Regions from separate parts of the Homo sapiens genome. Here region 2 is linked to region 1. A link is a loop called in an ENCODE intact Hi-C map of the cell type or tissue named here. Cell type or tissue: breast epithelium. All regions are shown on one strand. Links, peaks and the distances in the headings refer to the core of each region. The heading gives the core; the rest is flanking DNA.

The links. Peaks named below come from ENCODE experiments on the same cell type or tissue, not always from the same donor. Only the 100,000 strongest peaks of a DNase experiment are listed, where the experiment ranks them.
Region 2: it touches region 1 in a loop (5-fold over the local background); 21 of 110 quality-filtered maps call a loop at or near these places.

Annotation. Positions count from the first base shown.
Region 1 is chr1:8,407,763-8,424,268 of GRCh38, forward strand. RERE (arginine-glutamic acid dipeptide repeats) reads right to left here. Exons shown (of 23, transcript NM_001042681.2): 12 at 14,965-15,045. Among named protein-coding and RNA genes, the nearest start is that of RERE-AS1, 8.6 kb to the right of the region's middle. RefSeq lists silencers at 15,683-16,022, 16,333-16,472. In breast epithelium, for the core only: no CTCF peak of the experiment used is centred there; no DNase peak of the experiment used is centred there; H3K4me3 peaks cover 4,037 bases; H3K27ac peaks cover 6,118 bases.
Region 2 is chr1:8,453,737-8,470,242 of GRCh38, forward strand. It overlaps RERE (arginine-glutamic acid dipeptide repeats), which reads right to left. Exons shown (of 23, transcript NM_001042681.2): 11 at 12,189-12,287. Among named protein-coding and RNA genes, the nearest start is that of SNORD128, 33 kb to the right of the region's middle. RefSeq lists an enhancer at 5,892-6,789. In breast epithelium, for the core only: no CTCF peak of the experiment used is centred there; DNase peaks (open chromatin) are centred at 8,983 and 10,837; H3K4me3 peaks cover 698 bases; H3K27ac peaks cover 4,329 bases.

The DNA of each region.
Region 1 (16,506 bases), core at 5,919-13,918:
GTCAAAGCAGCATTTAAAACCTTTTTAAAGCTGCAGCCACTTCTTTCTTTTGAAACAGAGAACCACAGGGAGGATCAAAGGCGTGCTGCTGTTAACTGCGGCTCTCAAGGCCTTGCCCTCCACCTGGCAGAAACCCTAGAGAGGTCTACCATGATTTTTACCTTGACTAACAAAATCTCAAGACAAGTTGTACAATGGTTTCCTGGAACATTCTGAGTAAAGAAATGGGAAACCAATACAGCTTACCTAGCTTGTTACCTTCTATGAACGCTGGCATTAAAAGTAAAAGGCAGCCTTGGGAGGAAGAAATGCAAACACAGAGGGAGAACATAGCTTCCCCTTGTCTCTCTCTGCCACAAAAGCCTGGCCAAAGTGACTCTACTAGGTTGAAGCAGCCTGCATAATAAAACGCTTAACCTTGGCTAAGTTAACCTCCTCAGCCATTAAAAAAAGGGAGGGTGGGGGAAGGGCTAGCAAAATCAAGCTTACGGGAAATAAACCTAATCAAAGCCGAGTAGTAACAAAGGGCACCAGAAACATTTCTACTGTATCACATCCCACAGGCTGGCCAAGAGCCCGGAATTTTCATTACAACTTTCAAAGAGAGCAAGAGGAGGAGGGAAAAAGATTTCACAAAAGCATTATCAAGGCCCCAACCCAGGATGCCCTGCTGTACAACCAAAATTTGTAAGAGGTCAGCCTTTCAGGGAGTCAAAAACCCAGCATGTGGAAACTGGCAGGCCTTTTATATAGTGGGAGGGGTTCTTAAAACGACTACTGTTTCGCACTGAAGTCTCTGAGCTTCACAGATCATTAAAGGTTTCTGAACCACAGAGAAAGGAGGGCAGAGTTAAGGAAATAAATCAAAAGTTCCTCTGGGACGCACAAATGCCTACTTGGAACAGGCTTTCAGCATGAATATCCTCCACATTAAACAACAGGGAGGACTTTTCAAAATAAAAGCAGAAAAGAGATTCATTTTGTTACAAGCAATGCACTTTTTCCTTTTGGTGTAAAGGTTATGTGTGCTATAAAAAATGACTCCTGCCGTGAGTGCTGCGGGGAGGTGGAGGCTGGGCTTGGGGCAGGAGGTGGTGGTGGTCAAAGAAAACAAGTAGAAGTGAATACAACGCCTGAGAATGCTGTGTTTGGGGGTCCCCCAAACAAGTCTAAATGTCCCGCAATGATTTGGGGGTAGGATGTGAGGTAGGAGAATGGTATCAGAAAGGAATTTCTTCTACATTTATTCCTTGCCATCCTTGCCCAAGAACTGAAATCATTTCCCCACAGCCAGAAAGAACTGTCTTCTTTGTGGGTGTGCAACACACACAGTTGCAGATCTGGGGAAAAGAGACTGTGCCGTTTTGAAGGCAGAGCCTCACACTTCTTAAGGAAATATCAGTTGTCTCAAAACCAGCAGAGGGAGTACAACGTTTGAGAAGAGGAATGGCCAACCCGATTGCTGAGGATTCATGTTTAGCCCCGACAATGGTTGTAAAGCTGAGCTATCTACCATAACTTCTGCCCTTGCTCTCCTGTCACCCAGCAATAGTAAACAGAAAGAAAAGCTATACTACCTACTCAGATGGAATTAGCTTGTTCTAACAACCGCATGAGGCAGCAGAGAGAAAAGGAGAACTGTCCACACTTCTGTCGGGACACAGTTCCTGTGAGCAGCACTGTTTTGGGGAGAGGAATAGAAGCAGGGGGAAGGCTCAATGAAAAGCAGAAAGTCCAATTTGGACTGACAGCAAATCCCAAAGCAATGATTTTACCTTAAAATCCAGGGCTCCTAGGCCAGTCTGTGAACAGCTCATTTCCAGAATTTTTGTTTATGAGAGGGCAAAATGGAGAACTCTGTCTTTCAAGCTTTTCTTTCAACAGATGATTTGAAACAAAAGCAGCACACTCATGAAGGCGTATGTCTGCTAAATGGTTGCTATCTTAATCTTTAGCCACAGTTTATCAAAACATGTAGGAATGGGTTGAGAAATTAACTGGTGCTAAGATTATCAGCATGGACAAGTTCCTGGGGAGGGCCTGGCGACATGATCAAAGCTAATGGTCCCTCTCCCAGGAGCAAAGAGCCTACTATTTCATGCATGATGATGTTGGGCTCTGGCACTGGAAATCTTTGCTCAGGTCCATTCTAAGTGTCGAAATGGTGTAATTAATGGTTAGCCTGGGTATGCACTATTCAATCAGGCAATTTTTTTTTTTTTTTTTTTTTTTTTTTTACTAAATCCGAACATTAATGCTTTCTCATTGTGGGAAATGAGAGCTGGGATAAAGACATGCTCAACTCAACAGAACAAACACAACCTATATGTGACTTTATGTTAGTCTAGGAACTGTGCACTGATGCACACCCAGGAGGCACTAAGTTAACACACATGCATGCATACCTGCCTGCCTGCTGGGTAAGGAGGGCTGGGCAGGGGAGGGGGGCCGCCCTGGCTGGGGGACACGGCTGGGGCCATTGTTGCCACTTTCTCCTCTTTGTAGACATCAATTTTTACAAAGGGCCGAATGATAAAGGTCCACAAGACCTCACCCAGAACGGCTGTTGCAGGAAGCAGAGGCCTGAGCAGCCTATAGCCAGAAGCCCAGGCAGGGGGTGTGCCAACTACACAGGCCCACATGAAGAGCCTCCATGAGGAAGACGTTATGGCAAGAATCCTCTAAGTCTCCAAGGGACGAGATCAGAACAATGTATGGAAGGTGAAGTGATACAGATTTCAGCTTAATAAAAGGAAGGCGGCCCGAAAAATGGAACTGTTCAAAACCACAATGGCTTCATTTAATGGGTTCGATGTCCCCAGTCTGCAGGAATGCTGTAGAAGATTCAGGTAGTGAGAAATACCTCAACAGACAAGAAAGCTACTTCAAGGACTTCCTTCGGCAAGGCCTTTCAAACAAGTTTTAACATTGAAAACACCCATCCTTCAAAGAGCTTGAAGCCCCAAGTGTCCATCTTCCAGGATGCACAAGACTCCCCAAGCCTTCATCCTCCCATTACTATTTAATATCCACACTACATTGTTCGGCACTTGGTTTCCCTCCAGTATGCACCGTGGCAGCCAGTAAGACACCCCCAGGGAGCACAACCGCAGCTCACTATTTTTCTCCCCATGCTCAATAAGTTCAGTAAGTGCTTGATGATTGACTAGCATCAGGAATAAACTAGGAGCATTTTACATTCACACTATCTAGTTAAACATTCCAAATGACAGATTTCCAGAAAAATGTTGCAACAAATGTAAGTATTTATAGACATGCCTGGTAAGGTATGTAGCATTTGGAGAAATAATAACTAGAACAGAGTACTGTACAAAAGAAAATGGTACACTTTTGTATGAGTCTAAGATATATTGGACAAATGGGTATTCCTATTGGTAAACATGGACATCTTAATAAAAATACAAAATTACTACATAAAGAAGCATTACATCCTTCAACTCATCTGGTGGCCATAAAATGGAGAGAGGCACATGGACTTTTCTCCTGAGTCACCTGATAGATTTACAAGATCAAAAGAAATAAGGGCTTCAAGTCTTTTTTTTTTTTTTTTTAAAGAGATGGGGTCTTGCTAGCTTGCTCGGGCTGAACTAAAGATATCCTCCTGCCTCAGCCTCCCAGGTAGTTGGAACTATAGTAGGAGTATCTACCCTGCCCTGCTAGAACTTCAAGTTTTGATGGGCAAATCCACCCCAGAGGACAGGACAAATGCCAGTATTCTGGTTAATAGCCCCAGATGAGCCAGCTTCCCACCCATCTCCCGTAAGGTGGCAGACACATAAGGGAAGCCACCTTGGACCTTTCAGGTCAACCCATCTACCAGGTGATACTACAGAGTGAGCTTTGGATACATGACATGGAAACAAATGGCCAGCTGAGTCCCACCTAAATTCCTGATCTACAAAATTATTAAAACTATAATATTTATAGTTTTAAGCCAGTAAATTACATATACTAAAAGGTTTTGGTTTTTAGAAATTTATTTAAAAGTTTTAGGGTTTTTCTTTTTAGGCTCACATTATCCAAAACGTGTAGTTTGCCCCCAGTTCACTGGCTCTGTGCTTTACTTTGCGAAACTAGCCATCTATACAGATTCATCGGGCCTATTTCCTTTAGAACTTAATCCTATTGTTCCACAAATTACAGATTCTCGCCAAATGAAAACACCTCCCTCGACAACTTAAGGCCACAAACCTCTGACATAATTCAATGTGTGTCATTAGCACATTTCCAAAACAGAGCACTTGTGGGAAGAAGAACCAAGTTCTGATCTTAGAAGCCCTGTGCCTAAGTCAATAACCACCAAATCCCAAAGGTGCTGGACAGATGCTGCTCCGGCCCCGAAAATAATCAAACACACAAAAGTTACTATTAATATTTCTTGCCAAACAACAATCAAAAAAATCCAACTCCTGCACATGGGAACAAAGCGACAATGGCAGCAGCTGCAAATACATAAGCGAAGCATCACTGAAGAAAGTCTCCAGCTTAATATTGCTCCCGACACCCTCTGTGGTGGTTCACTCATACAGCAAAGACACGGGATAAAAAATTCCACAGACTGTTTTCAAGATAATAAAATGGCATATGATGATGACTCACTAACAGACTAAAAGGAAAAAATATCCGTCAACAGTCATAGGAAGCTTACAAAGCTGCAGAGATCTGGCACCACTAAAGCTCCTCCACCTCCCCTGGCTCTCACCTCCAGTACACACATGTATGTGGGACATACAAAGTGTGTGTGTTCATGTGCACACCCTTTAGGGATTAATTTGAAGCCAAGTTGCAATTGGCTAATGGCTTACTCTACTGCTTAAGACAGTATTTTATTCTTGACTGGCTCAATAAACCTGCTGAGAAAAATAAACAATGGATTTCAATCTTATAAATAATCTAGAACACAGAACCGCTGCGCAAACAGGAGAGTTGATTTACTGCGCACAATAAACAGAACAGGAAGGACCAGTGTGGCAGAGTGAACCCCAAGTCCTAGTCCCATTGTCCTGGGACAGTAGAGTTCACAGGGGTTTTCTGTCTATTACACAAAGTCTAAGGCCTGGGATATCCAGGTTTCAAACTGGTCTTAAAAAGAGCATTTCAAAGCAGATCAGGTGGAGAAGCTTTGGTGGTGCCAGATCTCCGAAGCTTTGTAAGCTTCCTATGACTGTTGATGGATTTTTTTTTCCTTTGGTCTGTTAGATTTTGCTCACACTGAAGAGCAAAAGATGAGGAAAATGTTCGTTTAAAAACAATGAAGAGTTTTCACGTCTTAGGACCATTAATTATCTACCCATGATTACAATGTATTTCGAACCTATTATTTATACATGCGTGAACACACACACACATACTTCATTTTAAGCAAATAAAAAGTAAGGGCTGTTACAGGACTCTAAGGGTGCCATAAAGAGGTATTAAAATGAGGTCCCTGCCCAGAAGGCTTTATATTCTATATAAATACATATATGCATTCATGCACACATGTGTGCAGAGTAAAAATGCATGGAAAAGAGGAATCAGAGTCAAGTCCAAGAATAAAATAAAATAAATTTTAATTTTGTTTTTTGTTGTTGTTGTTGTTTTTGAGACTACTCTGTTGCCCAGGCTGGAGCATAGCAGCGTGATCTTGGCTCACTGCAGCCTCGACCTCCTGGGCTCAAGTGATCCTCCCACCTCAGCCTCCCGAGTAGCTGTAACTACAGGTGCGTGTCACCATACCCAGCTAATTTTTTGTATTTTTTGTAGAGATGGGGTTTCACCATGTTGCCTAGGCTAGACTTGAACTCCTGGGCTCAAGTGATCCTCCCACCTCAACCTCCCAAAGTGCTGGGATTACAGACATGAGCCACTGTACCTGCCCAATCTTAATTTGAAGAGGGTGGAACAAAACCCAACTCTGCTGAGATGAAATGGGCCCTTTGTGTAACAGCAACCAGCCTGGGGAGGAGCAGAGGCAGCCCCAGCAAGACCGTTAGAAATGAGGGAACTTTAGCAGGGCACCATGGCTCATGCCTGTGATCCCAGCACTTTGGGAGGCCAAGGTGGGTGTATCATCTGAGGTCGGGAGTTCAAGACCAGCCTGGCCAACACAGTGAAACCTCATCTCTACTAAAAATACAAAATTAGCCAGGCATGGTGGCGCATGCCTATAATCCCAGCCATTCGGGAGGAAGAGGGAGGAGAATTGCTTGAACCCGGGAGACGGAGGCTGTGGTGAGCTGAGATTGTGCCATTGCACTCCAGCCTGGGCAACAAGAGTGAAACTCCATCTCAAAAAAAAAAAAAAAAAAGAAATGAGGGGACTCAGATACCTTTCAGAGAAGACCCCTGGCCCACCTGGCCCCTTCACTAGGGGCCATGAAGGTAAGCACCCTTATTCACCTCAGACATCCCATCCTAGACAGCACAGGCCTGGGGTTACCAAAAGCTCCCCCAAAATCCCAACTTTGTCAACTGGGATAGTTTAGATATTTCAATAGTCGGCCGGGCGTGGTGGCTCACACCTGTAATCCCAGCACTTTGGGAGGCAGAGGCGGGCGAATCATGAGGTCAAGAGATCAAGAGCATGCTGGCCAACATGGTGAAACCCCATCTCTACTAAAACTCTACTAAAAATACAAAACTCAGCTGGGCATGGTGGCGCATGCCTGTAGTCCTAGCTACTTGGGAGGCTGAGGCAGGAGAATCACTTGAACCCGGGAGGTGGAGGTTGCGGTGAGCTGAGATCGCGCCACTGCACTCCAGCCTGGGCAACAGAGGGAGATTCCGTCTCTAAATAAATAAATAACATTTCAATAGTCAAATCCTGGGGATTATGATACCACAATTGAGAGGATTCAGAAGAAGGATTTAAGACACTTGAGCAGAACAAAGAATTATATTTCCAAAGTGGGGGGGTCGGTGGGGGGAAGAAACATGGGCCATTAATACTGAAACTTAATTAAAAAATTCAACATCTCGGAAAACTTAGCTTAATGGAATTCTGGTATCCCAAAGGAAGGTTGCTCCTGTTTGCTTTTCCTATTTACCTAACACAATTAATGGTTTTCAAATTATACATGACAGGAAAAAAAAAATCTTACTGGGAGTAGGGGGATGCCTTTCCCATGCTGAGCAGCTGGGACTGAGACTGAGGTTAATGCTTTGCTTTACTTTTCAAAACAATACTATTAATTTTTACTCTATTTTCCTAAGTATTACTCAAGGGTATAGTTTCAAATAAGATTAAAAATGAACTAGTTATTCAAGGATTATAATTTCAGATACATTTTGAAACTTAGTTTTAATGTCGGTTTCCTAACAGACTAGATAGATATATTTTTAAAATATCAGCAAACTAGTTTTCAAAGTCAGAATAGATCTTACAAGGCTAAAAAAGAATCTATGATATAAAATATAAGCTCCAAGTGGATAAATCCATTGACTGTTAACCACAGCAACCACAACTTGTAAGTCTTTCTAAAGACCAATTCAAACCTTCCATTTGTTTTACTAGCTAATAAAATGGTGCAGACTATTTAGGCTTCAAAGTCATAAATGTCTCCATCTAAAAGTCATCCAGGTAACCAAGACACAGCCAAATCATAAGAAATATAGGTTAGCAAATACCAACAGCAAATAAATCCCTGCAAGCAACATTTTGTTCAATAACACTTTAAAAGCCCCAAGCATACTTCATTTGAGTGCAGTTTCTATAAGTAATACATTTCAAATAATTAAAGCATTCTCATGCCATCCCCACTAGTTTTCATATGTAGGATAACGCCAAGGTCAGGCTGTTTACACTGAGAACGGCAACTGTCCAAGGCCCTTGGTTTAAAAAGTCACCCAATTTTTTAATACCTCCTTTTCTTTCCAACACCAGCACCAAAAGTCTCTTACGTACTTCACTTACACAAGGGAATATCAGCCAGTCTCTCATAGATTACCCTCACGAAAACTGGACCACTGCCCAGGCAAATATCCCTATAGTTCAGACTATCACAATTAATAGATTCGAGCCTCGGCTCCATTTTAATGGGAACAAACTCTCAGCACAGGAATAGCTATAGGATCACAGTACTTACTGCCAAAATGCAGTGCCTGTTTCTACTGGCAATCACTTTGGCCTCAAATGGAAAATTCCAACTGTTTATATCTATGTGAGCACAAATTATTAAGAAAAACAGTATGGCACATAAATGTCTTTCCTCTTACCCATCTTGCCAGCCCCTCAAATAACTTATATTTCTTTTTCATACATAAGGAATGCCAATAAAAGAAAGCAATGCCCGAAAACACTGTGGTATTAAACCTTTATGACTATGTAAACTTCAGTTAACAAGAGAAGGCCATCCTTCCACATAAAAAGGCTTATTAAAAACTGAAATAGAATCTGGCAAGGTCTAACTAGACTGCATGCCACAAGGTAAAGAGAACAAGAGCTTTTGTATCAAGTAAGACAGGAGTTACAATCATGTTTCTAGAAAAACATGGGAGTGGGAATTGAGAAGAAAACTATATTGAGAAGTCCTGGCTCACGGTCAGGCGCGGTGGCTCACACCTGTAATCCCAGCACTTTGGGAGGCCAAGGCGGGCGGATCACAAGGTCAGGAGATCGAGACCATCCTGGTTAACATGGTGAAAACCCCGTCTCTACTAAAAACACAAAAAATTAGCCAGGCGTGGTGGCGGGCGCCTGTAGTCCCAGCTACTCGGGAGGCTGAGGCAGGAGAATGGCGTGAACCTGGGAGGCGGAGCTTGCAGTGAGCCGAGACTGCATAACTGCACTCCAGCCTGGGCGACAGAGCGAGACTCCATCTCCAAAAAAAAAAAAAAAAGAAAAGAAAAGAAAAGAAAAGAAATCCTATTATTGACAATGGAAATAAGCCCTGATACTTTTCTGTTTGAAATATTTTGCAATAATTAGAAAAACAAAATCAAGCCCTAATAGTGAAACTTTACAATTTTAACAGAATAAAGACAGTATCATTTTAAGAATGATATACTATGCAGGCTCAGAATTCTGCAAGTCTGCATTACTGTAAATAGCGGTGCTTCCTAAACTTTACAGTACTTTGGAATCCTCTGGGGGGTCCGTTAAAATGCAGATTCTGGCTCAAGAGACAAGGACAGGGCCTGAGAATCTTCCATTTTAACCAGTGATGAGAGTGCTGGCCTGAGGAGCACACTGTGAGCAGTGAGGATAGACAACGTTTGTAGAAGAGGGACAAGGTTTAAAAACAGAGATCTTCTAATGTACTGGTATGTGGCCGTGACACATTTGCACATTCTCAGTAGCATCAACCGACTAAGGAAGTCCATACTTTGTTATGCAACATTAGATTAAGCATTAATGAGGCTAGGAAAATTGTTTATTTAAGGTTATAACCTGAAATTAAATAAAACTTCAGGCTGGAAGCTCATATTGAATACTAGAATCATTTTTAACCTCTTAATATTAACAGAAACCTGATTACTCAGTCTTAAAGCCCTTTCTCAATAGCATTTATTCTCTGCTGCAGGAATATGGTCTATGCAAATGACATTTTGCCTGAAGAAAAAAGTACAGTTAATGGCCAGTAGTTACGTACGTATTTAATAGAATTCATTCCCAGAAATGTGGCTAAGAAAGGTGGTTGATTTTCATGTTATTTATTAAATTAAAAATTTAAATCTCTAATACCTTTCATCCCATTACTTAAAGTTAAAAACGTCAAAACTGGCTGCCCTTTCACTGGGCCCTTGGTGCCAAACAGTGACACATTTCCAATAGAGAAAATGAAGATAGAAGGCAGGCTTCCCTTCCCATTAACTTTGAACTTTCAAGTCCCTATCTGTCTTCCTACAAGACTAAATTATAAGAAGAGCCTCCTCTTTGGTCCCATCCTATACATACTTCGGTAGCACAGCCCTCACTTCTCTTCTTAAAAGCCTTAAATGGGTCCCATCCCCACACTCACCCATACACATTCTTTGGAGGGAATTCAAGGTCCCCCAAAATCTACCCTGCAGCTATAATTTGGGCCCAAGTTCTACTGCATCCGCTTATGCAACCTCCTTTCCAACCATGCTCATGTACTTGCTGGGCACGTTTTACAATTTCCTGTCTCCGTGCCTTTGTTCATAGTATTTCCTATGGCTGGAAAGTTGCTTTTCCTCTACCCTCCCAACCTGGGCCTGTCAAAAATGAATCCTTCCTTCAAAGCCCAGTTCAAACACCGCCCCTCCAATTAGCTTTCCAGGAGCCTCTGTGCTCACTTTGTGGGGCCTGAACCTCCACCCACCAGGGCCCTCAGCACATTCTACCAAGTATGGCAGGTATGTAAATGTCGTGCTGGCTCCCTGCAGGGCAGGGATGGCACCTTGCTTCTCTTTATAGATACCCTACCCATTGCAGTGCTCAGTGGGCACCCAGAACTTTAAAAAATTGAACTATACACAAAATTTAGTTCTGATAATGGGAAGTGAATGAAAATGAGTTTCCAGTGTAGTAAGTGTCAATGCACCACCAACTGGGATTACAAATGACACAAGCTTAATCTTCACTGGGCTAGGTGCTCAAAAATAAAAAGAAAGAGACGAGAAAGACAGCCAAAGCATGTCCCCTTTCACCTTCCATCTCCCTCCAGGGGCTAACACTTTGGGAACACCTCTTGGCTACCAAGCTGGGGTAGATCACATTGTCTTCTCACCAATCTTAGTTGCACCAGAGACAAGCAACGGCAGGTCACTGAGGAAGCGCTCCTGGACTACGACCCAGTGCCAGCTGAATTTGTCTAAGTAATAGGAGACACAGCTATAAACAAAGGCCAGGATTCAAGGGACAATCATCCAGGTGCCAGACACAAAAAGTCTTTGGTTCAAATAACTGATATGTCCTCAGAGAAGAGATATGTCACCACTGCTTGAATAATTATCTCATGATTTTGAAGAAAACTGCAATGTATAGACAAATCAAACAAAAAATTATTTTTGGATCATCCACGATTTTGTGTTATTCCTAACATGGATTCACCTTTAGGTAATTAAGATTCTCTATTAGGCCTCCTACTTTTTCAGGCATTACCTTAACATCAAAGCTCATGTACCATCCATCTACCCAACAATAAGTGGCAGGGCTCAAAGCAGAATCAAGAGGCCTAGTTCTCCACTGTCCTCCCAAAAGTTCAGACACCGGGCGCTCTGTGACTTATACAAATATACTAACACTTAAGACTCTGATGTGGTTTATGACAAACAGTGGCTTGACAGAGAAGAGGTATACAGCCAAGGTGAATCTAAAATGCTCCACCCGTATTCCTGACTACATTTCACCTACTAATTATATACTTTATAAGCATATTGAGGGGAGGTAAATGGTTATAGAGAAACAGAGAATGGGAAAAAGTATAATAAACTACAGGATATTTGCACAACCATGACACTAAAAGATTTGACTTGTAGTTATTCTCTTGGGTACCCTGAGGTTAACACGTAATACCCATTCAACTAAGCCTCTATAAACAGTTGGGTTTTCCGCAATCACAGCCACTATTCCCACTTCAGTGGGCAGCAGTGTTCAGAGAAAAGCCAGATTTAGCTCTTGTGCAATAAACACCAGAAACCAAAAGAGCTAGGAAAGCTGTTTACGTCTATGCCCACCAGGAACCCTTCTCTGCTATAACCGCATGAATGAACTGGTAAGAATGAGGTCTCAACAAAGCTTCAAGACGGACGTTGTTAACTAGTTGCTGCCCTCCAAGTTTTTGGCAAGACAGATTAATGAAAAACAGGTAACTTATTTTTATACAGGCTCAGTATATTTACAAGCAGAAAGGAATTCTGTACTTTTCAAAGCATTTAGCTACCACCTTATGTAGTATTTAAGGTAGACAGGAAGAACAATCATTTCCAAGTATTTCTATGCACTCTTTACAAACATTATCTCATTTAAATTCTCAAAATAATCAAAAGGGTAGGAATTATCACCCCATTTTACAAACGCAGAAATTAAAGGACAGAGGGGATGAATAATCTGCCTAAGGTTCCAGAGCAAGTAAGTAGCAGAGAAGGCAAGAATCATCACTTCGTTCTCAGGCACTGCAGCAAGTAACGACGTACAGGCATTTTATAACGACCACAGCACCTACACAATTCTCATGCAGAGAAACACCATTTTACAGAAAATAACTTCCCAGTGTTGTCAAGATTTGACCTGAGCTTTCCAATGAACAGCTCAAGGCAGACTGCACAATTAAAAAGAGATCATCAAGTACTATAGTTACCAGTAAGGCCAAGAATAGAACACAGGTCTGCTGACCCTTGCACCAATGCCCAATCAGGCATGTTCTTTTGGATGCTGACACCCTTCTCAAGTTCCAAGTCACTTGCGAATAACAAAGAAATGAGTTAATAATTCTGGTAGACAGAAGAAAATGTAAGCCAGGCATGGTAGCGTGCACCTGTAATCCCAGCTATTCAGGGGAGGATCACTTGAGCCCAGGAGTTTGAGACCAGCCAGGGCAACAGAGTTAGATCTTGTCTCATTAAAAAAGAGAGAGAGAGAAAGAGAGAGAGAATGTGAAAAGTATCTATATTAGAGGGATTTGCTATCAAAAGGGGCATGACTATAAGAATTCTACCCAGCAAGTTCTGAATCAACAACACTGGTACATGCAAATCTCATCTTCTGCAGCAAAAAGTAAAAAATGACCTCTGCCCTCCCCTCCCTGTGGGCTGTGAATGATTAGCTTGGCTATGTTGATAACTAGAGAAAATAAGAAAACACAAGATGAGTGCCTCTCCCAGCTCATTATAATACTTACAGATTTACCCTACTACCAAACTCCTCCAGTGCAATGCAAAAGACAGCAAGGACACTATGAATATTTAGCAAATGTCAGGCATAATAAATCCTCCATTGCTGCAAACAACTCTCTCATTAGTTCCAATGATGGTGACTGATGAAGACTTTGGAAATAGGAAAACTGCTGGGTGCTAGAGAAGGGAGAAGAGCTACAGCGTGGGAAACTGTGAAGGCGGAGGAGTGATGGGGAAAGGTCTCAGCAAAGAGGCTAGTGGAAAAGACAACCAGAGAACTAGCTCAAAAGGTTGGTGTACTGAGAATGCCTCTGAAGGAGAAAAAAGGCTATTTATTTACGGAGTCACACATCATCAATAAGAAGGGAAAATCAAGAGCAAAAAGAAAAACATAGTAGAAGAACTTAACTAGGTTAAAGGTTACTCACATCTGCTTCCACTACGGAGATAAAACACTAAGTAAAATTACCGAGCATTTCCAAATGCCAGATGGTAGAATTTAGATTTAATGCTTAATCTTCCAATTATGAATTTATTTTTTAAAACTGAAAGATAAAATAATTGTCAAGATAGTTCTGTATCAAATTCTTCATGGTTTGCAACTTTTAGCAGAGCAGAGACAGAGAACTTGAGAGGCTACAATCTGAGCGATCAGGAGAAATCTACTCACTGATCTCTTTTTTACTCAGCCAAACCAAACTTCCTACACTCGGGCAAAGGCATTTTAATTTTTAATCATATCAAACTTCAAGTCACTGAAATCCCCAGAAAACTTAAAATATGTATCTCAATATTCCATATTAAATAACTCTACCCTGTTCTGGGAAGGGTAAGAAATAAGTTGATTATATAGATTGGCATCATAATACATCTTAGTTTAATGTTCATAAACAGGTTTCTCTCTCTCTGTTTTTTACCATTCTCAATATGATCCATCCTAGCATATGAGATGCGTAATACTTAAATTTAATTGTCATTGACTGATGCAAATCATCCATTTATATATACAAGACTATACTTGAAATCACAAAACCCTTCTTCCCCATGAGTTATCACTGTCCTTGAGGTACTATACAGTAAGTGTCCAGAAAAACAGCTCATTTTTAAAAAGACAGAATTAAACAAGAGGAAATCAGTAAACAACATCCAATTAAAAAATTAAGCCAAAAAACCCAAATTATCCGCATACTTTTATAGTAGATATTCTTGCATCCATCTCCCACCTCCACTCCCTAAAAAAGCAGCTCAATGTCTAGGCAGATTAAACATGGATCACTCCTCCCAAAGTCCTGAAGAGTGTTTCTGGTTAATGAGTCCTCCCTTCGCCTTCAGACAGTGGAGTGGCTGCTCCAACTCCATCCCATCTGCCCTATCCCGTGGCCTAGCCAGAGGGAAGACTCTCTCCCCATCTGCCTCTACACCACCAGGGAAGGAGATGAGGAGGGAGGCAACCACAGGGAAATGAGAATGAATCCCTTCCCCGCATTCTCTTCATATAATTTCACTCTGTATTTTCCTCAGCAAATCCTTCTACCTCACGTTTATCGGGCACATTTGTCAGCTCTGACCCCCAGCTTTGTGAAATACTAAGTAGTTTTTTGTAAAGCTCCATTTAAGCAATTTATAAGATCCCCTTGTACATCTGTCCAGTGGAAAGTGCAAACTCTCAGGGATAGAATATTAAAGAGTTAAAACTCCTCTTCAAAACAGAGCAACATTGAAAAATGGAAAAAATCCCCCAGAACTCAAAGTATAATAAGCCACAAACCTCTGGTTTGGTTGATGATTTCTGCCAATTACCAAATTCAAACTAGTGATAAAATGCTATTTCCTATTCCAGCCACTATGTTTAAAATTTGATGTTAACTCTCCAACAATCCTTCCCCCACAACTAACCCTCTGTTCCCAAAGACCTTTCTGTTCTCAGAGTTACAACAGAAGTCTATGTTCTCCAGGCGGATAAGCATAATCTGTCACTTTACTATCTAAAAATTATGAACTCAAATTAAAAGTCAAGGGAGTAAAACGGAGAGAATTCTGGAGGCCAGCCCGAGTCTGAGCACAGCGCAGGGTTAAAGGAAACCATTTCATAAGATCAAATGTGGAGAGGCAGCAGGAGCAAAGAGGAAAAAATCAAGTTACATAAAGTCCAATTGTACTCACTGTTTCCTTATTGGGAAGCAGCTCCTTTCTAATTCTGAAGAAGTTCTTCCCGTACTGCCTGAGTCCCTTAACGAAGCGTTTCTGTGATAAAAAGAAACAAATGGGATGTAAAAACCAAAAACAAAACAGGATGTCAGCAAAGCAAAGATATCTACAATCAGCAGAATAACAACCACAAAAAAAGTCTCGGCTAGGGAATACTGCCGAGGCTCGGAGAGTATGTCAGCAGCTCAGCTGGGACCCACTGGCCAGGGCAGGCCCCAGCTACCTTCATCAGAACCCCAATCCCACCCACCACGCAGGGCAGCGCGTTTAAGAGAAGGACGTCCTGCGTCTGAGGCTAAGAAGCAATCTGTCCCCCTCTTCCACCAGGCACACATTCTGGTGCACGAAGGTATAAATATGCTCCATGTTTTAATAAAACACAACTGCTTTCCCACCTGAGAACCAAGCTTCCCAGAAGTGTCGAGCAGAAAGGGGAAACAGAACCAAACCCGGTGACTCTTCTCCAGAAGGGAACCCTAGGGGGTTAAAAGGCCGCTTTCCTTAATCCAAAGAATTTGCCAGGAGGCACCGGAAGGCACCAGTATCACAGAAGCCCACCGGGAACACGAAAGCCAGCGGGCCTGCCCCACCGTCCGTCATTAAAAGCCACTCCGAGACACCAGAGAATAACCAGCACCCCTTCCGCCCTCCCGACGCCACTCGCCGCCCCCATCCATTTTCGCAGCAGACTCGTCCCTAACCCCAGCCCGGAGACTTTCACTTTGTCCCATGCCTCCCGAGCACCCCTCCCCGCCCCGGTGGGGGCAGCTCCTGGCTCCGAGCCCCCACCTCGGGGCTCCCAGCCTGGTCCCGGGCGGCCGACCCCAGCAGCCACAGGTAAGCGCCCGGGGTCCGGGGCGGCAAGAGGCCGTCGCCTGTCACTGGGCTCCGGCTCCACAAAGCGCAGGGCGGAGGCGGCCGCGGGTGGCTCGGCGTGTGACCGCGGCGGGGCCGCGCGGCGCGGGGCCCGGGGGGCGCGGGGCTGGGGCCGCCGCTGACGGGGGAGGAGGCAGGAGCGCGGCGCGCAGAGCCCGGCGCGGCCGCGGGCGGCTGCAAAAGGCGGCCTGGATTGCCGCCGCCCTCCTGTCCGCCAGCCGGGGCCCCGCGCCCCGGCCCCGGCCCCGCCCCCGGCCCGACCCCCACCCCGAGGCCGGAGCCTCCAGGGCACCCGGCGCTGGAATCTGTGTCCTCCTTCCGGACAGGAGAACATCAAGGCGGTAAAGCACAGAAACTTCCTCCCTACCGCAGCAAGCGTGGGGAGAGGGCGCCCACAGGGCTGGGGCCCTTCCCAGGCTGCTGGGTCTCCAGCCCACGTTCCGGATGGACGAAGTCGGCTGCGCCCCGGCCGCACGCCCTCCGCCCCAACCCCGCCTCAGCTGCGAAACGGGGGGCTGGCCCCGACGCCCCCCGCGGTCCCTTCCGGCCCGCGATTGTGGGCGGCCTCTCCCTGGCGGCCCAGGCATTAGCCTGCACTTCCCCGGCCGCCGCTTCACAACT
Region 2 (16,506 bases), core at 5,880-13,879, 46 kb after region 1:
CAGAGGTTGCAGTGAGCTGAGATCACACCATTGCACTGGTCCAGCCTGGGCAACAGAGCAAGACTCTGTCTCAAAAAAAAATTTTTTTTTAATTCATTTTCTAAAATTCTCTTTTAAAATTGGATAACCAAGCTTACTTAGCTCTGTCACCCTAATTAATTAGAGGCCCTATCTGAAAAAAGAAAATGAGTAATATTTAGGATGAACATGTCTGTTTGGAAAACAGTTTATTAGCAAATGTGTGACACCTCCACAGATTTTAATATTAAACAGTGGCTCCCAGAGAAGACTCCAAGCTGCTGTTGAGGGGAGCACAAGGGACAGAAGAGCACAGAGCATGGCTGCAGTGATGGGCCATCCTTCCTCCCACTCTGGTGGAGTCTATGGTACTCATTAGCCTGCATCTCTGTAGCCTAGGAGATTTGGTTTCATTACTGTCAATGGCAAAGCTTAGAAAAATAAAAGTATGATCAAAACTTACAAATCAGCTTCAAGGGAGATCCCAGAACTTTCAGTAACAAAAGGACACTGTGTGTGTGTGTACGCACACATGCATGTGTACACGTGTGTTTTCAAATTTCTTAAACAGGAATGACTCTGTTAGCTTTAGATAAATCATGTGGCCAATTTTTCACCTGGGAAGTGAAAGGATGGGGCAGGCAGCAGACCAAGATGGGCTTAATCCTGACCTCCTGTCAAACACAGCTGCCAGCACCTCAGAATTTTCCCCTTCCCTTTCCTTCTCCTTTTCCTATAATTTTTTAGATTAAAAAAAAAAACTTAAGACTTGCTGGGTGTGGTGGCTCACGCCTGTAATGCCAGCACTTTGGGAGGCCGAGGCAGGTGGATCACAAGGTCAGAAGTTCGAGACCAGCCTGGCCAACATGGTGAAACCTCATCTCTACTAAAAATACAAAAATTGGCTGGGCGTGGTGGTGTGAGGATGTAATCCCAGCTACTTGGAAGGCTGGGGCGGGAGGATCGCTTGAACCTGGGAGGTGGAGGTTGCAGTGAGCCAAGATCGCACCACTGTACTCCAGCCTGGGCGACAGGGTAAGACTCTGTTTCAAACAAACAAACAAACAAACAACAAAAAAAAACCCCCACAAAACTGAAGACTCAAGAAGGGGAGTGGGGAGATCATACTTTCTTGAGGCCACACAGGTGGCAGCCAATCTGAGTACTGATACCCACACCTCTGACTCTCAGGCCAGTTTTCTCTCCACAAACCACCAGGCCTGTTTTTCCTGCTTCTGCCCACCAACCCACCCCAAAAATGAGTTTTCCATATAGGAAAGAGAAGAGCCTGGCTTATCTTCTTCAGGAGGTAACTGTGCCTTCCCCAGAGAGCTCAGGTGCCAGGACGTCAGCAGCCCTCAGACAGCAGAGCCAGGAGGGACACGGGGCAGTGGTGACGAAGCTGTTCAGGGCAACTCTGGGCATCCTCCTATTTTCAGAATAACAATCTTCCTGGTGTTCTTAGCAGCATGATTCCTTTTTTTATTATTATTTTTTATTTTTTAGAGACAGGGTATCGCTCTGTCACCCAGGCTGGAGTGCAGTGGCGAGATCACAAGGGAGCACGATTCCTGAACTGGGGGAACAGTGCTGAGTTGTATGGGAAGGTGTGTTAGAACAGCCAGATTCACCTGTGCTGCCCACTGAGCTCTTTCCTTCTCCATCACTCATTCTCCCATAATAGAACATCTCAACCACACGTATCATCAGTACACATCAGGTGATGTTGGCAATGAACGAGTTTTTTTAATTGGAATTTAGAAAATAAAACCACAAACTGGAAGGAGTTGGTTGCTCCTTCCAAAGCAAGCTACTGAGAGGAAAAGAACAGGGACACATCCAGTTAATTAATTCTCCCTAGACGGTGGCAGCTCAAGAGCTCAGCCAAAGAGGTCACTGCACTGAAGCAATGTGAGGTTTCTCTTCTGTTCCACCCACTCAAATGATATTTTCTTATTATCAATCCTGCTCCAGGTGCTGGGCCAGGTTCTGTGAATACAAAAAGAATTAAACTACAACCCTGCCCTCAAGACTTCCTAGTTTTGTGTGGAGGCACCTAAATGAACTTGTCAAACCAACCTGGTGCAGCAGGGCCTGCAAAATGCAGTGACGTCCCGGCCTTCATCAGTCATGGGCCACTCCTCATTCTAAAGTGCCTCGTGAGCACCCTAACCTCTCAGAAGAACGAGTGTTGGGGAAAGAAGAATATCAGAACACTACTAGGGAACATTAAGCTTGGCCCAGCATTCTAGTTAGTCAGTGCACGTAGCATCCATCCTCCAGACATTAAGAATAATCACCACAGGCCTAGAGCAAGCAAATGCCGGCCGACAAGGGAAGCTGGCCTCTTCTGTCAAACAGCAGTATTAGAGGGACTCTCCCCTGAGCTGAGTCTCAAAGCCAGGGTATTTGACTCAAGAAAGGAAGATTTTTGAGATGACTCTTTTCATTAGGTGTTATAATTCAGAGCATGACATCTACAGTTTTAAGTTTTCCACAGTGTTCACTTCCTGAATTAAAATTTGTCAGGACAGGCTGATAACAAGAGTAATGACTGCTCCAAGATAGAGGTAGAGCAGGTACACTTTTCTTTCCAGGTATTTTCTTGCTCCTACTCAGGAAAAACAGCTCCTCTCACAAATGCTGAATTTATAGTAAACTTATGTAGTAAATATTGTCTAAACCAGTTACAAAACAAAAACGCTTCAATCTTGACACAATGAGCAGCTGCAGAAGTCAGAGGAATGCATGACTCAGAGTCCTACATAACTGAAGCCGTAAAAACACTGTTATGAGAGATACAATGTTAGGAGAAAACAGAACAGCCCTCAAGAATTCCTCATTAATTTGATAATGTAATTTAACTGTGAGGTACAAAATAGGAGTGAACATCTCTGGTCTAAGATCCTGGTGGCCTTCCGACTTCATCTTCTCCATCCACTCCGGGGCATCTTTGCTCTTCCTGGAACACACTCAGGCATGCTCCCACCTCAGGGCCTTTGCACTGTTTCCTTGGCCCAGAATTCTCTTCCCCTATGTATCTGCAAGGCTAGCTTCCTCACTTTTTAAGGTCTTTACTCAAAAGTGAACTCTCCATGGCTACCTTAAGAAAAAGTTCAACCCCTCTACCTGGTATTTCCTATCACTTTCCTGCTTTTAATTTTTTCAGGACTAACACACTATACATGTCACTTAGCAAGACTGTTTTAATCTATCCTCCTTCCCCACTACAATCTCAACTCCATGAAGGCAGAGAATTTTGTCTGTTTTGTTCACTGCTGTATCACCTGGCAGAGTGTCAATGCTCTACCAATATTTCCAGAATGAAAGAATGAATGAATTTCAACTAGTGAGCTAAAATCAGAACTGAATGAGAAACTTGGTAAGTAGGAAGGAATCATTCTATCTTCATGTTCACACAGTCAACAATCACAGGAAGAGCCAAACCGACACCAAACTCCTCTGCAAGGAATGCAGAGCCAGACAGACAGATCCTGAGGCCCCATGCTCAGGTGGTGAGGCCAATATCAGGCACTGTCTTTCTCCCCTTATAACCACCAAACACATGCTGCTTCCTGATAGCTCAGTACTTTGCCTCATAAATGTGGAAAACACACTAGAATTCACCTATATAAAGGTACTTCGGAAAAATGTCTTAAGGCAAGTGCAAAAACAAAATCAAATCTAAGTGTCAATTAGTTGCATGCAGGGTGTTAGGAAAAGAATAACAAAACACTACTAGAGAAGATACAAAATAGGCTGGCACTCTAGTGAAGATGGCAATTAGGGGGCTACCAAGGCCATCACTACTTCTACCTAAGGGAGACTTACTTACTTACTTTATATATTTATTTATTTATTTTTTTGAGACAGAGTCTTGCTCTGTCACCCAGACTGGAGTGCAGTGGCACAATCTTGGCTCAATGCATCCTCTGCTTCCTGGGGAGGTGATTCTCCTGCCTCAGCCTTCCATGTAGCTGAGATTACAAGCACGCACCACCACGCCCAGCTAATTTTTGTATTTTTAGTAGAGACGGTGTTTCGCTATGTTGGCCAGGCTGGTCCTGAACTCCTGACCTCACTTGATCTCCCTGCCTCCGCCTCCCAAAGTGCTGGGATTACAAGCATGAGCCTCTGCGCCTAGCCTAAGGGAGACTTTAGATTTAAGACAGAAGTATGCCAGGAGAGAGGAGGTAGCTTTAAATGAATGACTTCCTCTCATGGTAGGGTTCTCATTTTTCACTTCCTGTTTCCTTCTCCCAACATTCAATTCCAGTTACCAATGTAATATGTCTCACCTGTGAAAATGTAAGACTCCAATGTCACTATACGTAGAATGTTCTAAGCACACGCATTAAAACTGACTCCAATTCTGTTGCTAAGAAACTGCACAAGAAAAGGGTTTTCCATCCTCTTCGTTTATAAAATAACCACTGTCTATGGGAGAACAAATGCAATCTCTCAAGTCCCCTTGTGCCTTGTTCTCATTTTTTAAATGAACAGAGAAAGATGATAGAGAGTGGCTGAAAGTGTATGCTATCTCCATTTTTTTACATGCCCTTGAAAATGAGATGGAAACATGGCTTCAATAACCCACTGCTCTAGTATTTATTAATCTTTCAAGCTGAAGACTCCCCCCATTACTCCCCTTACTCCCCGCTCAAGCAAAAATGAAAAATATACCGTCAAAAGTACTCTTCGATTTAAAAAGATTATCCCAAGCAGCCAGGAGTAATTTAAGGTGTGCTTATATTCAATGTGGGGTTACTTTCCAGGTCTCTGTATAGCCCTGATGTCTAAACACAGACGTGTGCGCATGCGCGCACACACACATATACATACACACACACGGCCCTAAAGAACAGCACAAGGTATGCTGGCTTTTATTTTTTTAATCTAAAAGTAGGGCTGGGGATGATGGACTTAAAAAAAGTACCGGTTAAAGACACTAAGAAAAGAATAATCTTGTTAAACACAAAGAGCAAAATGGGCATACTAACTTCTTTGACCACAGCATAAAGAGGAAGCCTAGAAAGTAGTGAGCCGTGGATGTGAATGGAAAGGTCACAGCTGAATCTGTACATTTATCCCAGAGGCGACTTCTACTGACATGAACTACTGAAATACATTTTTGAAATATCTCTTCCCTTCTAATAAAATGCTTGTCCTATTTCATTTACTAAAGGGTTTTAAAAATACATTTCTCTTTAGAGCTTGTTAAACAGTAGAATCTTTCTGCAAACTAATTGACAGAACTGACTGCCTTACACCAACTTTTCTGTGCATATAATTGATTTTTAATTTGCTGTCTCATTTCCGAAAGGACTTGACAATAAACTCCATTCTATCCATACTATTGACTTCTTTAAGCAAGGGTTTGGTTCAAAGGCCGATGGGAATTAACCATAGGAAAAATAGTCCAATTTTATTAATAGTTGGAACTTCAGGCAAATCTCACTTGAATCTACATTTTTCTTTTTTAATATTAAGGGCTAATTCTCACTATAGGTCACATTAAGAATACATAATATGGAGTAATATGTACATACGTGTAATATATCAACATTTCTATTTCTCTTATTTTTCCTACTCTCATATATACAAATTTAGTTCTTCATAAGAAACAGTACCACTGTCATTTAAAACTGGAGGAAGGGTGGTTAGTAGAGAGGAGAATCTACTGTGATTCAATTTAAAATGTACTAAGTACCTACTATGTGATGCAGTAGATACATTGTATCTATATTTTGGGTTAATGGCAAAGGTTCCAAATGAATTGTAAAAATTTTCAAGTTATAATTTCTTTAGAAAGATAATTTCAATGTTCTGACTCAACTCACATGTATGCAAACCTGTACACATACGTAAGTTGACAATGACATAAAACCACGTACGTACATAAACAAAGACCAGAAGAGAGCAAGAAGCCAGCAAATGAGACGATGAAGCCAGACACTGTGAGACGACGTGTTAGTGGTGAGGTTTTAAATTCCCTTTAATGATTTTAGGATGTTGTTCTAACAATAAAAAAAACAATCTGCACAAAACCCTAAAAAGAATAAGAAAGTGAAAAGGTTCGTACTAGATGACCTACAAGACTCTCCTATCATCATTTTTGAATGACTACATAAAATGGTCAACAACTCTGGAAATTTTACCATTCCTAAAATAAATATAACTAACCCTTCCCCTATATTGTGGATGTAAAATTTTAAAACAAAATCACCAAGATTATTAGTATCTGAAATCCACGTAACCATAACTACAAGCTCTGAGAGCCTCTCTCCCTCTTTGTCATTGTCCTCCTTGCTGTTTTCACCTCCACAACCTCCTGCTGCTATTGGATCTTAACGGGGATTTTGCTGTGAATTCCATTTTCCTCAGCTGCCATGCAAACAGTAAATAAAATTCATTGTATTTTTGCCCCACTAAGCAGCCCCGTCTTCTGGCACATTCAGATGCCTAGCTTGAAAAGAGTGAACAATGAAAACAATGTTTTCTCAAGCAGACATTCCAAAAAGGGCATAACAAAGGCATCTGGAGATGCTGCTGGGGAAAGACACCCTGCAAATAGTTGTGTGTATTCTGTGTAAGTAATTCCTTGACCGGCCGCACGGGTTCACTGGATTACAAATATTTAGAAAATTACTTTGCCATCTCATGTCAATTTTGAAAGAAGGATTTTCATTTATATTTATGATAGACTGAGCTTTAAATTGAAGGAAGATTTAGATGTTTTAAAATTTATGAGCTTGTAAATAAATCCATGTACATGGCCAATTAAGGTTTATCACTACCACAGATTAACTATTTTTGGATAAAAATTTCAGAGCTTATTTGTATCTAGATTGTTCACCTCAATGTATTACATCAAAATTGATATAAAATATTTAATGGGTAGTGTATTTCAAGATAAAAGCTATAGTTACCCAAGATGAAATAAAAACACCCTGTAGTAACATGGTAAGCAACAGAACCTTCACTTTGTGCAACACCTGGATTGTTGCGGAAAGCGAATTCAACATGAAAATAATTTTAAAAACCAAAACGCAGCTAAGTGGATAGGAAGCAAAGAGTGAGATGCACAGCTCACTGGAGCACCCAATCTTACAATCTTGCAAGTCAAACCAAACTCCACAAGGAAAATGCAGGCCCTGAATTTTAAAAAGAATTCAATTAGCATCCCCAGTATTTCCATAATCAACAGCTGAATGCTAATTAAGAGCACAGCATCAAGCGGCAACGGAATCCCAGTGCAATAAGCACCAACACAACAGCAGCAAATGCTACCTTCAGCTCGCATGCATAAATAAACAGAATTAATAACCACCCAAGCATGGAAGGGTGACTTAATCTGTTTCGATTAGGTGCAGTTCAGCCTGGGGCCTTTATGTTATATTTGAATGTGTTCATCATGTTTAATTAAAAACCTAATAATCTAAGATTTGTTTTGTTTGGGTTTTTTTTTTTAATGTTTTAATCTCTATTTCCTCCTCTTTATCTTCCTAAGTTCTACCAATCTGGATGACTTCCTGAAAAGGAACAGTATTTTTAGCATAATATATGTGAAATTGATTAACCATCAATGTAACTCTCAGAGGCAGAAGGCAGCCATTTACTTTGGCTCCACCCTTACCCATACCTTGGTATTTAAAGCTTCACAAACTGACCTAGCATTTCTTCCAAAATGCTTCTCTGATCAAACCAAGTTTACTTAGCCTGAAAGACATGACCCAGGTGTTGCTCACAGACACTCGGCAAAAGCAAAATTAATTTGCAGTATCCGGTACAGAATTTGACAGAAACTGGCACATTTTGGCTTCAGTTCAAGATTTGAAGTGTCTCAGCCCCAAAGCAACTTCAATTAGGAACATCATACACGCACACTGTCAGAGAAATAAACTGAGAGTTTGAGATGAAAGGCCTCCTATTGTGTGATTCTGAGGTCTAAGATCTCCAGAATTCATGATTATCTGAAAGACCTAGGAAAAAGAGGTCAGGTGATAGGAGGAGGAGGAAGAGGAGAAGGAGGAGTAGGAAGAACAAGAAGAAAGAGTTTAATGTGTGAGCTTTTTCCAAAAGTACTTTTATTATTATTATTTTTTTTGGAGACAGAGTCTTGCTCTGTTGCCCAGGCTGGAGTGCAGTGCCATGATCACGGCTCACTGCAGCCTCTAACCCCTGGACTCAAGCGATTCTCCAACCTCAGCCTCCCAAGTAACTGGGACTACAGGCACATGGCACCATGTTCAGCTATTTTATTATGTTTTTAATTTTTTTGTGGAGACAAGGTCTTGCTGTGTTGACCAGGCTCCAAAAGTAAAATTTTTAAGGTTGGTTTCTGAGGCATGTAAAAGTTTTTCTCTTTAATGTGCTGATTCATAACTATTAACTATTAAAAGTTTTAAAATGCTGGATTGAAGACACTCAATTATAGTGAAGAACTTTTTAAAAGGATTACCTTGAACAAAGAGTCATCAATATTCTTCAAGCCTCTCATATGGAGAGAAACTATCTTCATCATTAAGTCCTTACCCTTAATAAGTTTACAAACTCGGAGGACAATCAACTCAGAAATAAGACCGCAAGGAATGAAGAGCTGGGGATCAGAAGTCAGCACGAGGAGGCAGAGGATGAACTGCCAAGCGAGTGACGCGCAGAGGGGAGACAGTGCGAAGAGGGAGCACTGGCCGCGGGATGGGCCAGGAACCGAGCTGAGACTGGAGAACGAGTAGGGTCTGCACTGGCATGAGAGGTTAGTTTCTTCATAGAGCAGCAGGCCTGCCAGGCCCAGGAGGTGCAGAGGCCCAGCCTGTCCGCTGCACAGCAGGGAACTCACACCTTCAGGTGCTTATTTCACCAACCCTCTCACAGAGCAGCTGCTTCAAAGTATTCATGTAAAAATGCCAAGGGAAACCCGTTCATCAAGACTGTTGTAGTCAGATCAGACACTGGGTAGTTAGAACAAATTAATATGCCAGCGGCAGCGAAGTTTAGTAATAAGTAGCCAGGCATTGTGGCTTGCCTGTAGTCCCAGCTGCTCAGAGGCTGATGTGGGAGGATCACTTGAGCCCAACAGTTTGAGTCCAGCCTGGACAACATAGCAAGACCCCCATCTCTTAAAAAATAGTAATGATAATAATAAAAATAATAATTAGAATGTTCCAAGTATATAGAAAACTGGGAGGAAAAAAGGGGGAGGTAGGCCCATGTATTTATGTTAGCTGGAACACATTTGTTTTGCTTATTCCTGTGATTCCTGAGGTGAGAAAATGTGGTAAATTTAACAGAAGGGGGCCACATGAACACAGCAGGTGTTTTTTCACAGCCAAAGCCAGGCGAGGGTAAAGAGGGGACTGCCTTGTTGCCACATAAATCTCTTCAAAGATTTGATTTGGATCCATTCACCAGAAGCTTCCTTCAACCTCTCAATTATTCAGTCAGTCTCTCTTCTTCACTGCTGAGGTTTTCAAAGTGAAGCTTCACTTCCTACACATAAGGGAACCATTTGATCCTGAGGCTCTACAAGGGCTGGATGGCTGCCAAGACATTTTTCAAACCAAGAAGCAAACATGATAAAAATGACCCCAAACGGATACGGATGTATACAGTTAAGGATCATTATTCCATACTCAAAATATTCACCACTTTGGAGTCCTGTTTTGTTTTTCAAAATAAACCAGGCTCTTTCTGATGTGCAAAACTTCCCTCTCAGCTCACAGCGACAAATCCTCAAGCAGCAGCAATGGGGAGACAATCAACAGCTGCCTGATGTTACAAGCAGGCGCTGCAGGAAAAGGAAAGCAGCTTTCTCTTCAGCAGGAAGAGAGGACTTTGGCTGTGTATTTTTAAAATTCCAGAGGGAATGAAAGGTCACAAGAGAAATGAAAGAAGGGAGAGAGGAGAGCCATGGCTAGCGAGGGGCTGGGAGGCATGAGTGAGGAGTGGGGAGGGTGGGAGACACCAAGAAGAGGCAGGGAAGTGGGGAAGGAGAGAGGACGCCAAAGGGCATGGAGACTGAAGAGAGAGGAGATGGCCAGGAACTGAGGGAAATGCAGAAGCAGAAGCAGCCATGGATTGCAAGCTGACAAGGCCCTGAGGCCGCCTAGGCCAGGCTGAGAGGACTGAAGACAATCTCACAAAGGGTGGTTAAACGACCACAGTCTATACACTTGTTCCATCCTTTTCATCTCCTTATGTGTTTCTTCCACACAGGCTTTTCGCAGAATTTTAAAACCTTGTCAATCAGATCTCTTATCCACTCCTCACATAAACAGGCTTACAGTAAAAAAACAGTATCACTACGACTTCTCAAAACTGAATTTAACGTTGTCTAAACATTTTAAAATGTTTAAGATGTTTCTTTCTCTTTAATAATAACGTTAAGATTTTTATGGTTTTGTTTGTTTTAAAACAGCTTCATGAACTCTGTAAGTCTGATAAAGTTAAAGTCTTAAGGAACTATTCAACAAGCACTCCATTACCAAACCCTAGGGCCATTTCAGTGCATCTCAGCTCCGCCTAGCTTTTCCCATTCCTCAGCCCTTGCCCACCCTCACCCACAGCCATTCTAGGAGCAAATTCTCTTTTCTCTACCTTCAAGGTGCAGCCTGGATCTCGCTGCTTCTTATCACGACCACTGCTGCCACACCACCCAGCCACCAGTCCCAGCCTGGTGTGCAGCAACCCCCAGAGACCACCGGACTCAGCGGCCAGTGTGAGCCCCACTGTCGGAGCAAGTCACTCCTCTGTTCAGAAGCTGCTCATGTGGGGCACATCACCATGCCCTGACAGCAGGCCAACAGGTCACACCTGATCTGCTCCCTCTAGGGCACCCCTCCCACCACTCCCCTCCTTGCTGTGTTGCAGAAACATTCCTGCCTACTTCTTGAACATGCCAAGCATGCTTTCACCTTAGGGCCCAGAATTCTCTAATATCCAAAAGGCTGCCTTCCTCACCTTACTAAGGTCTCATCTAAATGTTACTTACCAGGACTTTCCTGATCCTCCCTTAGCTAAGACAGTACCCCACCCAGCTGATTCTCCCTCATTACCCTATTCTGTATCTGCTTCACCACCCCCGGCACATACTCATTTATGAAGGTCTCCCCTCTTAAAACTTAAGACTCCCAAGGAGGGACAACACCTGGCACGCAAGCAGGCACTCAGTAAATATTGCTGAATCAATGAAAGAGCGGGATCAGGAAAGCACATACAATTTCTAAACATTCTTTCTTAGCATATTTTAAAATACAGGAGAGGAACTTGCAATCAATAGGTGTATTAGTGCCAGCCTTCATTTAAATTTCATTCGACCTGAAAGGCAAATGTCAAGCGGTAACATTCATACTGAAGACTGTATTTGCAAAAGCACAAGAAATCCGTAAGTCGTTTACAGCAATGCCTTTTACAAGTCACAAGATGGAGATGTAGCTTCATTAAAACTGTCTGCTGGATGGGAATCCATGGGTTTGCAAGGCTGTATCTGTGGGCACATTTCTCTCCCCCCACTTCCTTCAACAGGCCACAGCAATACAATCAGTATGTAAAATCCAGCATATTTATTTCATCAACTCTCTGCTTCCCGCTTGTAATCAATGTCCTTTAAGGAGGTCAGGGGTCTTACAAGCCCTATAAAAACAAGTCACCAAGCCAAGCATGGTAGAGCATGCCTACAGTCCCAGCTACTTAAGAAGCTGGGGCAAGAGGACTGATGGAGCCCAGGAGTTCAAAACCAGCCTGAGCAACACGGCAAAACCCCCTTCTCTAAAATAATTATGATTAAAAAAAAGACAAGTCACCAACCCTACTTTAGGTTATATGTCCACGGGTTTTAACATGCTGTCTTTAAATAGGGAGGTATCACAAGCTAGCTTGCACCAAAAACAAGTTCAAATTAACTTTTTTTAGGAGTAACTATCAATTTCTCCTTTCTTTCCATGAAAGTTGGACAATCTTTCCCGACATCTATGAAGCCTAATCTTAATAAAATCAAGTCTTTCTGTACAATTAAGGGGCTGAAGGGCCCCATCCTCCTGCCTGGCGCTGCCACGGACAGCCATTCTGCATGACTGAAGCTTCTGCTTTCCCTGAGCAGCAGGGAGGTCACACACTGAGACGCCGGTGGCCCGATGCCCCAGAGCACAAGGCAAATGCTGGTTCCTGCTCACCACTTCGTCCTCGGTCCAGCACTTCTCGATGAGCTTGGGCACAGGCTTCTTCACCAGGCGCTGCAGGGCTTTGCCAGCATCGTAACCGCTTTCATGCAGCTAAAACAACAACAATTATAGTTAGCTAACTGCACCAAATAACAGACAGGACACAATCGATCCAAGGCAAGCTCCTCATTGACTATCTCCCACAGAAGAGTCAGGAAAGGGGCACTGAGACTCCATCATTTCAGTAGGCGCAGGAATTTGTTCTCATCCAAGACCACCCTATCCCAACCCCTATTCTACTCACTCTGGGAGAGGGAGGCAGGCAAGGCAGAAAATATTTTGGCAAAGATAGGAATAGGATTCCCCTATATTCCCATAAAGCAAACATTTAGGGAATGTTTGGCCCCGCCCAGTGCTCAGGACATTCCATGCAATCATTATCTTACTTAATCCTATGGGGAAAGTATTCTCTCATTTAATCTACGGTTTAGGAGCTATCATCGCCCTACTTCACAGATGAGGAAACTGAGGCACAGAAAGATCAAGTAAAGATGTTCACCACACTGAGCCAGCAGGTGGTGAAGCCAAGACTCCAACCCAGCCAGGAGGACCCCTACTCTTGCCTCATTCTCCGCAAAGCAGCGTAAAGTCACACTAGATTATGTTCTTTCTTTTTAGCATTTCTTAAGTTTTTTGACTGTGCTAATTTCACACAAAAACAAAATATTTAAAGTGGCTAAAATTTAAGAGCTTTTTAAAGAAAGTAAGTCTGTAATAGTATGCTAGTTTTTCAGTACATATGAATAAAGATGCAGGTTTATCTACATATTCCCTTTAGGACCAGACTTGTTTCTTGTCAAAGCTAATCAACTTTTCTCACCCTGCGTCTTTTCAACCCTGTGTAGTGTCTGGCACCATGGACACCTTCCCACCTCGCAAAGATGCTCCAGACACTCCAAGTTTCTGAGTTCCAACTTGCAGATAATGTAGAGAAACAGCAGGTACAAAGATCCTCCTGCTCTATCTACCTCCCCATACTGTGGCTGTCACTCAGAATTCTCATTGGAAATCCACCTTTCCTGTACACATCTAGTCTTCTTACACAAAGATTGGCTTTGTCTAAGACTTGCATCTCCAGTGCTGAACACAGTCCATAGTATAAGGTAATACTCCAGAAAAACTTGCTAACTTCCTAAATAAAATACTAGGTTCTGGGACACAGCAGTAAACAACACAGAGATCCCCGTTCTCATGGAGTGGACGTTCTGATCTTTTCACTCGTGCTTCAATCTCTTATTTTAACAATGAGCCAGCATTTGCCGAACATTCAGGTCAAGTAAAGCTGAACATTCAAGACATGTAAAGAATAAACCTTAATAAGTCACAGTCCTTATTTCCAGGAAACTTACAAATTGGTACAGATACAAAACATACAAAATGACAAGATCAAGTAGGTTGTAATAATTACTCTTGCTTAGGTTTAGGCAAAGACCTATGGAATCACAAGAGGAGACAGCCATGTGTTTCCTCTTTCTAACAGAAGACTCCGGAGGACATGCAGATGCCTTCCTGGCAACTGCTGGAGCCCCTGGGCTGGGCACACAGTAAGCTGGCAGTGGTAAATATTTGTTGAATGAAATCAATAAATAAATGCTGAAACACACACTGCAAGTCTCTCTTCCAAACATTTAACTGCCAACAAAAGGAATATCACAAACATTCATTTTCTTTTATTTTTTTCTTTTTTTTTGAGACGGAGTCTTGCTCTGTTGCCCAGGCTGGAGTGCAGTGGCGCGATCACGGCTCACTGCAAACTCTGCCTCCCGGGTTCACGCCATTCTCCTGCCTCAGCTTCCTGAGTAGCTGGGATTACAGGCGCCTGCCACCACGCCCGGCTTATTTTTTGTATTTTTAATAGAGATGGGGTTTCATCGTGTTAACCAGAATGGTCTCGATCTCTTGACCTCGTGATCCACCCGCCTCGGCCTCCCAAAGTATTGGGATAACAGGCATGAGCCACCGCACCCGGCCCAAACATCCATTTTCAATGCTCACTCAGCAAAACAGAAAGTATTAAAAATTTGAATTTCCAGAGCATTCTCACAGTTTAGAGGGCACTAATTTATTTTAAATCAAGACTGGGAAGTCCAGGTTGTACATTAGCTATAAGAATAAATCAACTATCTTAAAACAAAACAAAACACCTACAACAATGATCAATACTGGATCCCACTTGGGAGTGGTGGTGCAATGAATAAATATTAACTTATTTATTTTTATTATTATTTATCAATAAATTCGTATTTATTATTACCATTAGACTCTTTTAAAAATAAAATACTATTATGATTTGCAAATGTTTGAAAACTATCCAACCTAGGCTTCTTTCAGACGTATAAAAAGATCTGAAATAAAGTCAGATTCTCATACTTTGCCTAATATCCAGAACAAGCAGACATTTGTCAAGTTCTATAACACAATGGGGGTTTATAATCACAGGTCAACGTGGATTGGAACTGAATAAAAGGAAGAATTACATGCCTATTTAATGCAAAAAGCACACATTTTAGTGATAATTTGAAATCAAATGAAGTTGATCAAATCATAAATTTTTAATGAAAAGCTCATGGCAAAATTAACAACTTTTATAAGAGGTAATTATACTGTATGGGGTAATTATAAGAAAAGTATGAGGCTAGGCACAGTGGCTCACACCTGTAAGCCCAACACTTTGGGAGGCTGAGGTAGGAAGATTGAGTTCAGGAATTCAAGACTAACCTGGGCAACATAGTGAGACCTCATCTCTACTAAAAATTTAAGAAATTAGCTGGGCGTGGTGGCATGTGCCTATAGTCCCAGCTGCAGTCCCAGCTACTCAGGAGGCTGAGGTGAAAGGACGGCTTGAGCCTGGGAGGTTAAGGCTGCAGTAGTCTTGATCACACCACTGCACTACAAGTCCGGGTGACAGAGTGAAACCCTGCCTCCAATAAAAAAAAAAAGAAAGAAAGAAAAAAAGAAAAAAGGGTAAGTAGGAAAAACTATGGACTTTGGAGTCAAACTGCCTGGATTCCAACTCTAGCTCTACTATTTACTAGGTATGCGACCTTGAGAGAGTTACTTATCATTTTTGTGCCTTAATTTTGACATCTTTAAAAATGGATAAAATAATAACATCAACCTCTTAGCGACATGTGAGGATAATATTAGAAAATATATGTTAGCTACATCTTTTAAAAAGAAAAAAAAAATCGGCCTCAAGTGTGATCAGCTTTCCAGATTACAGAGTAGTCTTCTCAGAAACAAAAAATTTTGTTAAGCTATAAACAAAAACCACTTATGTGTCATATAAAATTACCCATGTTAAATGAGATTTGATTAAAACTCTGGTCTCACATACAGGAAAAAATTTGAATTTCAAAATCTTGGCTGGGCGCGGTGGCTCACGCCTGTAATCCCAGCACTCTGGGAGGCTGAGGTTGGTGGATCATGAAGTCAGGTGTTCAAGACCAGCCTGGCCAACAGGGTGAAACCGCATCCCTACTAAAAAACTATAAAAATTAGGCAGGCACAGTGGCAGGGGCCTATAATCCCAGCTATTCGGGAGGCTGAGGCAGGCAGGAGAATCGCTTGAACCCAGGCGGCAGAGGTTGCAGTGAGCTGAGATCGTGCCACTGCACTCCAGCCTGAGAGACAGAGTGAGACCCCGTCTCAAAAAAATAATAATAGTAATAAGAAAAATAAAATCTTATGTGCCTGCTACCAGGAAATTGCTCGTGAGAACATAAAGCCCACTCCAAAAGCAAACTGCTGAGTGGATGAAGCTCAATCAAATATCATTAATCCCTGTGGCATTCCGGCCTTTTGGTGAACCAAGAAGAGTTTTAAACTATAGCTGGAAGAGATGCTTCCACTGAAGTGTTGAACATCTCGTTGTGGTTGTTCCGTTTGTTAGAGAGCATGGCTGCAGCCTGCACAATGCCCCTCAGCTGAATTTCTAGTGATGAGCTTAATGGGGAAAGAGGCACTCCTCTGAACAAGTCCTGGCATTCCTACTTCCTTCACAAAACTTTATTTCAGATGGCAGTTTCTCCTGAAGAAGCTATTCCAGTGACACGGTAACTCGAGCTTCCTTCCCTACTCTGTTCTCTATATAATGGCGGATTCTCTCCTTTTGTTTGACCTGTTGTCTGGCTGGCCTCTTAAAATATCCCTATTCCTCAAAAAAATAGTCCCTATTCCTGAGTTTCCCATGTTATCAGTAAGTATTGAGAGTCCCTACCCGTCCTCACCCCTACACAAAGACACATCTGAGAAGTAAAAAGTGTGGGAT